2 separate regions of the Homo sapiens genome follow, and region 2 is linked to region 1. Evidence: read pairs that join two places in POLR2A ChIA-PET (ENCODE). Cell type or tissue: endothelial cell of umbilical vein. All regions are shown on one strand. Each heading gives the region's core, and the rest is flanking DNA. Links, peaks and the distances in the headings are about the cores only.

Region 1 (5,384 bases), core at 116-5,115:
AATAAAAGCACAACAGGTTTTTCTTAGAGCAAAAACCTGCTTATGACCTGCTCTTTAACAAAAATTATAAAGGGTTATAAAAGCTTTATAAGAATCTTACCTTATGGTCAAAGTGAATACGATTGGATACATTTATCTATAAGGTTTTATTAAGAATTAGGTCTGACATCAATAATGCACTAATGCAACAGTGACAGTTGACTTATTTGGTATAAAAGTCATACAGGAAGCATTGTCAAATATGAAATGGTGTTTGATTTTCTTTCAGGTGTGTTTGTATAAATGTATTATTAGTATATGTTCCAAAATTATGGGAAACTGCTATAATTCTGATATGACTTAGTGTATGTTATTAATACACTAGTTGTTACATAAAATCATTCCATGGCACAGAGGTAACCAAATTTCTTTGTCAATTATGTTTTTGACTGTAACTGTCCTGAGACTTTTGTCATCCATGGACAATTTTTGCCTTGTTTTGGTCCTCTTTAGAAGATGGTTTATAATCAACTGTAGAACTCTACTGTTCGGTGGTATTAAGTACATTCACATTGTTGTGCAACCATCACCATCATCCACTTCCAGAGTATTTTCATCTTCTCCAGCTGAAACTCTCTACTTATTAAACAATAACTCCCCATTCCCTCCTCCTCCAACCCCTGGCAACCACAAGTCTACTTTCTTGATCTATACATTTGACTCCTCTAGGGACCTCATATAGGTAGAATCACACAATATTTGCCTTTTTATGCCTGGCTTATTTCACTTACCATATTGTTTTCAAGACTCATCCATAATTCATTAGTTCACATTGCGTGGCTGTACCAAAACATCTTATGTACCCTGATATGGTTTGGATCTGTTTCCCCACCCAAATCTCATGTTCAATTGTAATCCCCAGTGTTGGAGGTAAAACCTGGTGGGAGGTGATTGGATCATGGGGTTGGAGTTCTCATGAATGGTTTAACACCATCCCCCACTTGGTACTGTATAGTGAATGAGTTCTCATAAGATCTAGTTATCTAAAAGTGTGTAGTACCCCCCACACACACATCTTCTCTGTCTTCCTCATGCTCCAACAATGTGAAGTGCCCCTCCCTCTTTCCCATCTGCCATGATTGTAAGTTTCCTGAAGCTTCCCCAGAAGTTGAGCAGATGCCAGCATCATGCTTTCTATACAGCCTGTGGAACTGTGAGCCAGTTAAACCTCTTTTCTTTGTAAATTACCCAGTCTCAGGTATTTCTTTATAGCAATGCAAGAACAGACTAATACGTACTCCATAAATATATATACCCGCTATATGCCCACAGAAATTAAAAATAAAAATAAAAATTTTTAAAAAGATTCATCCATGATTCAGTATTGGTAGGTTATGTGTTTCTATGGATTTGTTCATTTTATCTAGGTTATCTAACTTGCTGGCATACAACTTTTTACACTACTCTCTCATACTTTTTTTTATTTAAATGAGTTTTTAAATTTCTGATTTCAGTTGAGTCTTATCATTTTTTAATTTTCTTAGTAAAGCAAGCTAAATGTTTTTCAATTTTGTTGACCTTTTTTGAAGAACCAACTCATTGTTTCATTGTTGTTTATTTCTACCTTTGTAAATATTTTCTATTTTATATATCTCTTCTCTTGTCTTTATTATTTCCTTCCTTCTGTTAGATTCGGTTTCGTTCTTTTTCTAGTTCCTTAGGATGTAAAGTTAGTTTGTTGATTTTACCATGTTAGTTTTAATATAAATATTATCTATGTTGTCAATTTCTTTCATTGACATTTCAGGAAAACGAGTCAAAATGAGTCATACTTATTCTTTGACTTTGTTTGACGTAGCTCATAGTGTTAACTACTCCAGGGAAACAAATTTGAGAAGATCAATTTTAGGCCATTTGAAAATTGGAGTCAGTAAGCATATGAGTAGATCTTACATATATGAAGAAAAAAAGGAAAGTTGGGTACTGTTTTTATATAGACCCACTCATTTATTTCTTCATTCATTCATTCATTCATTCATTGAGCCTACAGCAGGCTGAATCCTATATTCCCCATTAAAAATGAATAGATGAATTGTCTTTGGTCTTTACCACAATATTAAATGGTGGAGATAGTCATGTAAGCAAATAATTATTTCAATGCAATTGGTGCTTCAATTGAGGTAACACAAGTTAGCATAGAACTACAGAGAGAAAGTGTGTGGAAGATCAGGCCAGGGTGGTGGAGACATTTTAGATGAATGCCTAAGGTTCAATAGAAAGACTGCCCAAGACGAGAGGAATATTTCAGGCAGCTTTTACAATGTTCTATATGGTGTTTCAAGGTGGAAAGAAGGCATGCACTAGGGGAGTAGCAATTCGTCGGCACAACCAGAGACTAGAATGCATGGAGATGAGTGGTGGAAGATGAGGCTGAAAAGGTGGGTAGAAATCAGATCACTTTAAACACATACTAAGGAATTTGGATTTTTTTTTTTTTTTTTTGAGATGGAGTCTCACTTTGTCACCCAGGCTGGAGTACAGTGGCGTGATCTCAGCTCACTGCAACCTTCGCCTCCCTGGTTCAAGTGATTCTCCTGCCTCAGCCTCCTGAGTAGCTGGGATTACAGGCATCCACCACCACGACCAGCTAATTTTTGTATTTTTAGTAGAGACGAGGTTTCACCATGTTGGCCAGGCTGGTCTCAAACTCCTGACTTCAGGTGACATCCGCCTCAGCCTCCCAAATTTCTGGGATTACAGATGTGAGCCACTGCACCCAGCCAGGAATTTGGATTTTATCAACGAGATCATGTATGGTCTTTGAAGTTTTGTCACAATTTATTCATTTATTTCACCCACATAAATTGAATCCCAATGTGTTAGTCTATGTATTGGGTTTAGGATACAAATATGAATGAAGCATCGTTTCTATTCTCAACTCTGTCAGTTGAAACACAACAAATATCAGGCACAACAAATGGAAAATGAAACGTTGAGTGTGATATGTGCTACGACTACATTCGGTACCAGAGGCCAAGAGGCAGGGAGGAAGACATGGCACAGGATATACTGGATATAAGATAAGACATTGAGTAGTTATTTGATATGTGAGAGAAAGAAAAACAGTCAGAAATGCAAACAAAATCATGAGGCCTGGAAGAACACTATGGTCTTAAAAAGCAACAGTTTTTCCCCTCTGGCTAGAATTAGCATAGGAAAAGGAGAGGTGAGGCTAAAGATCTAAGTGTGGGGATACAATTCTGCCCGCACTTCTCATATTTCTGCCAATTCTGGGTTTTCTGAGCAAAGGCATTTACAGCCATTGTATGAGGTGAAATTCCAGGAAAGTGAAGAATAGGGTCAGATCTCTCTTTAGATATCTTAAGGTAAAAAGAGGAAGACTGTCCTTCCTTTCTCTGAAAAAGAATGGCTTACGTTACATGAGTGATCTCTCTCTGGAGAGGAGAATAGACAGGTCAGCAGTGGCTCTGTGTAAGATCAGAATTTTCTAATTTTGTGGTGTCTCCCTTAGAATGCACTCCATGCATGTGCAGGTGCCATTTGGCCCTCATGGAGTTGACCTGTGGGAATTGGGGATCGAGGCACCAGATGGGGCTCTGGCTGCTGCTTTTGAAGAGTAGTGAGCCATCTTAGCTCCTGAGGCAGGGCCCTTGTGTCTTCCGCCAGTGTCTGTCTATCTATTGTCAGCAAGTATGACTGTCAGGAGCTGACTATTATATTTCTACTGGGGCAAAAACCTCAGATCCTTTCCAGTTCCTGATTTAACAGTTGGCAAGGCCTACACTATCCCCCCATGTTCCAGGCCAGTGAACTTAAACTTTAACTGACAGGAAATCTTTACAGAGATAAGTCATGATATTGGATTTGTGTTTTTAAAATAATGAGTTAGAGGCTGGGGGTAGAAGATGAGTCCATAGGGCACTAGGCACCTTTGAGGTCAAGAATATGTCTTCTCTCTTCACGGTGCCATTGCAATCTTCTGACAAATAGCCCATCCAACTGCTTCTTCGTTTTTATAGACAGAAGCTGAATCTATGTGGCAAGAGCCAGTTTTGATAGCTGTTGTGATGGACTCTTCATACTCTCTCTGAGGAACCTTTATGACCAAGGACAGCATTGTTGTCCTGTCTGATTCACACAAGGGGAACCTCATAGTGGCTGCCAACTTTTTTGATTGCACCTCTATCAGTAAAGCTTTTTGAATTTGCATAGAAATATATCCATGTTTATTGATTTATTACTATATGAATGTACTGCTTTACTAATACGATGTATACATTATTAAATACTCTTAGAGCATCTGAAGATTAAATTTAAAAATCGAAAAATAAGAGCTTTATTAATAACCCAAACTCTGTGCTCTCTCTAATATATTGTGATTAATACCAAATTCTTTTCAAAGCAATGGTATGAATATGCTTTATTGGCTTTTTTTGTTGGTCCTTCTTGATTTAATGCTTTTTGACCTAGAAATGTGAACCTTGGGATTCTACATTCAGTTTAATTTGAAATACGGTTTTCATGGCAGTCAACTGCAGCTAAGGATGCCTCATAGAGATGCTTCGATGCACATAGGGGAAGTCCGTCTTTGGGTCCTCTTCATAAATCATGGTATGGTTTTCTCAGTCCCCTTTGCCATTTGTATAATTTTTGAAATTTGACCAGTACATTATAATCTCCTCTGATATGCTCTTGGTATGTAATTGTAATCAATCAGGCTCAAAACTTACAAAACATTTTATTTGGAAGATTTTTAAACAGATTAAAACACTCTATCCAAAACTTTTAAAGTGTTCAGGAAATTTTTGTAGGTGCCACACTTCTATCATTTTAACAACAAAATCTCACAGTGACAGAAATATTTTCGGACATCTATTTCAACCTTAAGAAAGAAGATTTAATGTGTTATTTAATTAAAAAAACTCTAAAAACTAATCATCATCCCAGAGCACATTAGCAAATATAGAACATTTTTTTGGGAGGGGAGTAAAAATGTGCAATATGTCTTCTTCTTCTTTTTCTTTTCTTGAGATGGAGTCTCACTCCATTGTCCAGGATGGAGTGCAATGGCGTGATCTTGGCTCACTGCAACCTCTGCCTCCTGGGTTAAAGCGATTCTTGTGCCTTAGCCTACCAAGCAGCTGGGATTACAGTTGCACCACCGCGCCCAGCTAATTTTTGTATTTTTATTAGCGATGGGGTCTCACCATTTTGGCCAGGCTGGTCTCAAACTCCTGACCTCAAGTGATCCTCCCGCCTCGGTCTCCCAAAGTGCTAGGATTACAGGCATGAACCACCGCGCCTGGCCAATATGTCTTTATAGTCAAAAATTCTTTGAAATAATTTACCATAGATAAGTGAACTTTTTGTGTGTGGCCTAAAAG
Region 2 (5,384 bases), core at 84-5,083, 620 kb after region 1:
CCCTGTCTCCATTTTGCAAATGAGAAAACCATGTCCAAGAGGCTCTGCCCAACATGGAACCCAGGCACGTGTTTCCAATTCAAACACGCACAAAACACTTTGACCCCCTCTCGTACCTGTCATTCCTTCTTTCCCTTCAGCTTCTTCAAAGATGATGCCAAGTTCAAGGTCACGACAACTCCCCGTGACGGAGCCTCTGCTTCTTTCCCCACGTGGGTCCACGTGAGGCTCTGCCCCACCAATGCCCGGTGCCTTCTAGAACTCAGTAGCTCAGCTGTCCACTGCCACTCATGAAGCTGATCTGAGCCCCTCAGTGGGAAGGGCAGAGTCAGTCTGGTGAAGGCCCTCCCGCCTCACAGGGCGGTCCTGAGGCTTCCCCTCCTGGCAGTGGTTGGGCTGACCCCTCCTGCCTTCCCCTCCCTGGAGGGCCCCGAGGTCATCACCTCCCATCTCCACCCACCCTATCCAACCCTGGGGTGGCAGGTCATGAGTGACAGCCCCAAGGACACCAAGGGATGAAGCTTCTCCTGTGCTGAGATCCTTCTCGGACTTTCTGAGAGGCCACGCAGAACAGGAGGCCCCATCTCCCGTTCTTACTCAGAAGCTGTCAGCAGGGCTGGGCTCAAGATGAACCCGTGGCCGGCCCCACTCCCCAGCTCTTGCTTCAGGGCCTCACGTTTCGCCCCCTGAGGCCTGGGGGCTCCGTCCTCACGGCTGGAGGGGCTCTCAGAACATCTGGTGGGCTCCGTCCTCACGGCTGGAGGGGCTCTCAGAACATCTGGTGGGCTCCGTCCTCACGGCTGGAGGGGCTCTCAGAACATCTGGTGGGCTCCGTCCTCACGGCTGGAGGGGCTCTCAGAACATCTGGTGCACGGCTCCCAACTCTCTTCCGGCCAAGGATCCCGTGTTCCTGAAATGTCTTTCTACCAAACACAGTTGCTGTGTAACCACTCATTTCATTTTCCTAATTTGTGTTGATCCAGGACACGGGAGGAGACCTGGGCAGCGGCGGACTCATTGCAGGTCGCTCTGCGGTGAGGACGCCACAGGCACCAGCGTGCTTCTCCTCAGGACATGCACTTGTAACAACATGTCTGGCCCTTTTTTACCCCCTTGTGTTGGTTTCCTACAACTATGTAGCAAGGTACCAAGACTGGGTGGCCTGAAACAGCAGAAATGTGTCGTTTCTCAGTTCTGGGGGCCAGAAGTCTGAGCCACAGGTGTGGGAATGTTAGGGGTGGCAAATATCCGAGTTACTGGCAAGTCGGCAAAAACCTCAATTCTTGCCTCCTCAGAAGAAAGGATTCAACAGAGGGGCATACGGCAGAAAAAGAGACCAAGGCAAATTTCAGAGCAGCGGTGGAAGTTTATTAAAAAGCTCTGGAGCAGGAAACAAAGGGAAGAACAACTGGAAGAGACCCAAGCGGACCCCTGGAAGGACGAGTGCAGCCTTTGACCTTTGGATTTGGGGCTGGAAACATTGGCATCCTTCCGGGGTCCCGTTCCTCTTCCGTGCTTTTTCCCTCAGGGTGGGCCGCCTGCACACGCGGTGCCCTCCTCAGCCCCGGGAGGCCAACACCGAGCCCTGAGTTTAGGAAGTGGTGGGTGTCCCTCCCTGAGACTTTCTTCCCTTTTCCAGTGGAGTGCCCTCAAAGGCCGTACTCCTCCGTTTTGTCTCTTAATGCCCATCCCCGAGCCTACTCGCCCCATTTCTGAGACTTTGTTGGAAGCCGATTACACATCTCGAGACTTTTTATCTGTTTGGGGAATCACCTCTCCCTGGAGCCTGTGATCAATGATTGTTTTTAGATAGGCGGTGGGATAACTGCTGAACTCTCACCCGATGATCCCCTGACATTCCTGGTGGGTGGCAGGGGAGCCCTCTGCTGCCCGGCTGGTGCCTGATTAACCACCTGCAACAGGCAGGGCCCTGAGGGAGAATCCCTCCACATCTCTCTGATCATCCAGGGCAGCCAGGACCCCTCCGTGCAGTCTCTGCCTCCGTCTTCACATGACCGCGGTCTCTGGGTCTCTGTGTTTGTGTCCCCTTCTCTTAGGACAACAGTCAGTGGATTTCCGGCCCACCCTAAATCCAGCTGATCTCCCCTCGAGATCCTTAATTACATCTGCAAAGACCCTATTTCTAAATAAGGGCCCATTCACATGACTGGGTGTTAGAGCCTGGACATACCCTTTTGGAGACCCCCTTCAACCCACGGCCCCCTCACCAGTGAACGGTAAGTTCTGCATGGACAGAGACCATTTCTGTCCTGTTCATATCACATCATCAGAGCCTTCGCAACAGTTATCCAAACACATTTACTGAATGAATGTGTACATTTAACTCAAAATACTGAAGTTTGACCTTTTTCTCCTCTGTAGTTTAAGATAAATTTCCACTCTACTTTCTAAAATACAGTAGATGACTATTTCTCTGGGAATCTAAGTATCAGAAGCATAAAAATAACAAAGTGGCTTTTAAAGGGACTCAAAATGAGACCCACCATGATATTCATGCCAACATCACAAATGACAGCAACATATCCTCAACTTTTGCTTATTTCTTCCCAAACATTTTATCCTAAATTGTGTATCATACTAATTTTTCCAAATACATTGTTGGTTTATTTTCAGTCACTGGGATTGTTTGCATTTGGACATCAAATTTGGACCTGGCAGGGTGGCTTAGGTCCATAATCCCAGCATTTTGGGAGGCCAAAGCAGGAGGATCCCTTGAGCCTAGAAGTTTAAGACCAGCAAAGGAAACATAGCAAGACTCTATCTCTACAAAAAAAAAAAAAAAAAAAAGAAACAAGGCCGGGCGCGGTGGTTCACACCTGTAATCCAAGCACTTTGGGAGGCTGAGGCGGGTGGATCACCTGAGGTCAGGAGTTCAAGACCAGCCTGGCCAACATGGCAAAACCCCATCTCTACTAAAAATACAAAAATGAACCGGCCTGTAATCCCAGCTGCACAGGAGGCTGAGGTACAAGAATCACTTGAATCCGGGAGGAGGAGGTTGCAGTGAGCCAAGACTGTGCCACTGCTCTCTAGCCTGAGTGACAGAATGAGACTCCATCTCAAAAACAAAAAAAAAGAAAGAAAAAAAGAAACAACTAGCTGGGCTTGGTGGTGTGCACCTGCAGTCCTGTGTACGCAAGAGCCCTAGGTGGGAGGATTGCTTGAGCCCAGGAGTTTGAGGCTGCAGAGAGCTAGGAATGTGCCACTGCACTCCAGCATGGGCAACAGAGAGAGACCGTGTCTCAAAAAAACAAAAACAAAAGCAAAAACCTATTGTTTATTTGGAATGCATCAGGTCCTAAATGCTCCAGGCAAAAAGTACCTGTGTTGAAATCTGCTGGTGACCCCTTTTCACATTCCAACCCTCCATCCAACGGTCCCCTCTGACCTCACTCCCTTCTGTTGTCTTCCTGTCCAGACCAAACTGGGCCCTTAGCACAATCAATCAGGCCACAGGAAAGGTCTTGAAGGAACGAGGGTGGGATGCACATGGTGCTAGGCTGAGCGGAGAAGGGGTGGACACTGAGAAAGAAATGTCAAAATTACACAACTGCAGCCTCATGAAACACAATTGAAATGATTTTATACTGATGGAGGATTTTCAAAAAGTTCTCCTACACATTTAAAACTCTCAGAAAAGACGAAAACTCCAGTTCTAGGTGGCTTTTAGAGGCATTCCGAATTTCTCAAAGTCAATGTGGATGTTCTAGTAGAACATCCAGTTCATCTAGAACAATCCAATTCTACCAGAGTTTACCTGTCATAAAATCTGAAATAAGTATTTCATCTATAAAATAAGAATATTTTAGCATTGTCCTAAGGATTAAATGAGATCATGTATGTGAGGGAGGAATAGAAACTGTAAAGCTCTGTAGTTATGGAAAACTCGAAAACAAATTATTTTTCATGTCATTTACGGATTTTGAAAACCATACCCCATACCCCTCTACTGCTTAAATATTTTTTACTGATTGATGAATAATATAAATAGCGGTGGACTGGTACATGGTTAACAACCAGCTTTCCAAGGGAAAAAGGACCTGATTTGTAGCATTTGCCAATTGCTGTGGTGTAAATACTACCACCAGGGCCAGTTTCAAGTTGCCAACGTGATACAGCTGATTCATTGTATTTCATGCAGCTGTATCCCTGCAGCAGTGAAGAGCTCACAAAGTCAGTCTCATGAGTCAGGAGCTGGCTCTGGCTCATCGTGGATATAAATGATGCACCTATGTTATTCATCATCTGTTTTTCTTCTTTTGTAAAAACAGGTATGTGCTTGTTGAAGCAAAATTAGAAAACATATAAAAACAAAAAAATGTTCATAATTCCACATCCTGCAAATATCTCTTTTTTATCTTTTGGTGAATAGTGTTTTACTGTCTTATGCACACCTCCACGTTCATATACTGTAGCAAAAATACAATAGTAGGATACACATTGTTCTAGAAGCAAACAAAAATGTATGAAGACATTTATATGTTTATGAAGACCTTTAAATATTTATATAGAAACAAAATGTCATTGCAACCTAACATCATCCATTAAAAATAAAAGGAAAGGAAAACGGCAGGGAAAAGTGCAGTAATAACAAATGGTGACATGCTTGGTCTTAAGCATCATAGCAAACTCATTATTTCCAATGAAACAAGGATTTTTAGACCCATCTTTGGAAATGATTCCCAAATTAGAGAACCATCAGGTCTCAAAAAAGGAAGGGTCATCAAAGTCCATCCAGCCCAGCCACCCTGAGGTGCCTGTATCTCCTCAACAAGCTCCCTCCCAAATGTTTCCCTAAGGTCTGAGGAGCACCTGCAGCCTCCATCCCCCAAGGTGACATCCCTCCCTGGGCAGCTCTGCAATCTAGGCTCACTGTCTCTGTGCTGAGCTGCAGTCCAGCACAGCAGCTCCCGCCTTCATCCCCGACTTAGCCCAGGGCCATGGTTCCTAGCAGGTCCCCCCATCTTTTCAGCACCCAGCGTGTGGTCTTCTCGGCGGCAGCTGAGCACACTCCTTCTGTCCACCATTCCCGACACATGGGTCTTCCTGGTCCTTCCTCTCGGAACCGGTTCCAGGTTAGAAGTGAGGTGCCTAGAAATGAAACAGCTGGTCCTCTCTGTGTTTTCCATCCATCCTGCAAAATCGACTCCTTGCTGCTGGGATGACAAGATGAAGTCCAAGCTCACGTCCTGGTGGGGTGGGAAGCGTGGGTGGATGGAAAAAAAGGCAAAAATGCCTAACTGTGATGGATGCTCTGCAGAGCTAAGAGGGGTCTCGTAGTAAAGGGGGACAGGCTGATAGCTTTTATTAGAGATCGAGTCAGCGTCTCTGAGGGATGACGTTTATGCTGCGAACTCGGTGAC

Evidence for each region. ChIA-PET counts read pairs that join two places held together with the same protein. Peaks named below come from ENCODE experiments on the same cell type or tissue, not always from the same donor. Only the 100,000 strongest peaks of a DNase experiment are listed, where the experiment ranks them.
Region 2: POLR2A ChIA-PET joins it to region 1 with 7 read pairs; 2 of 35 experiments call an interaction of 5 or more read pairs at or near these places.

Annotation. Positions count from the first base shown.
Region 1 is chr10:4,856,361-4,861,744 of GRCh38, forward strand. It overlaps a transcript of AKR1E2 not described here. Among named protein-coding and RNA genes, the nearest start is that of AKR1E2, 33 kb to the left of the region's middle. In endothelial cell of umbilical vein, for the core only: no CTCF peak of the experiment used is centred there; a DNase peak (open chromatin) is centred at 3,021.
Region 2 is chr10:5,480,257-5,485,640 of GRCh38, forward strand. No RefSeq gene overlaps it. Among named protein-coding and RNA genes, the nearest start is that of CALML5, 17 kb to the right of the region's middle. RefSeq lists a cis regulatory region at 1-12. In endothelial cell of umbilical vein, for the core only: no CTCF peak of the experiment used is centred there; no DNase peak of the experiment used is centred there; H3K27me3 peaks cover 20 bases.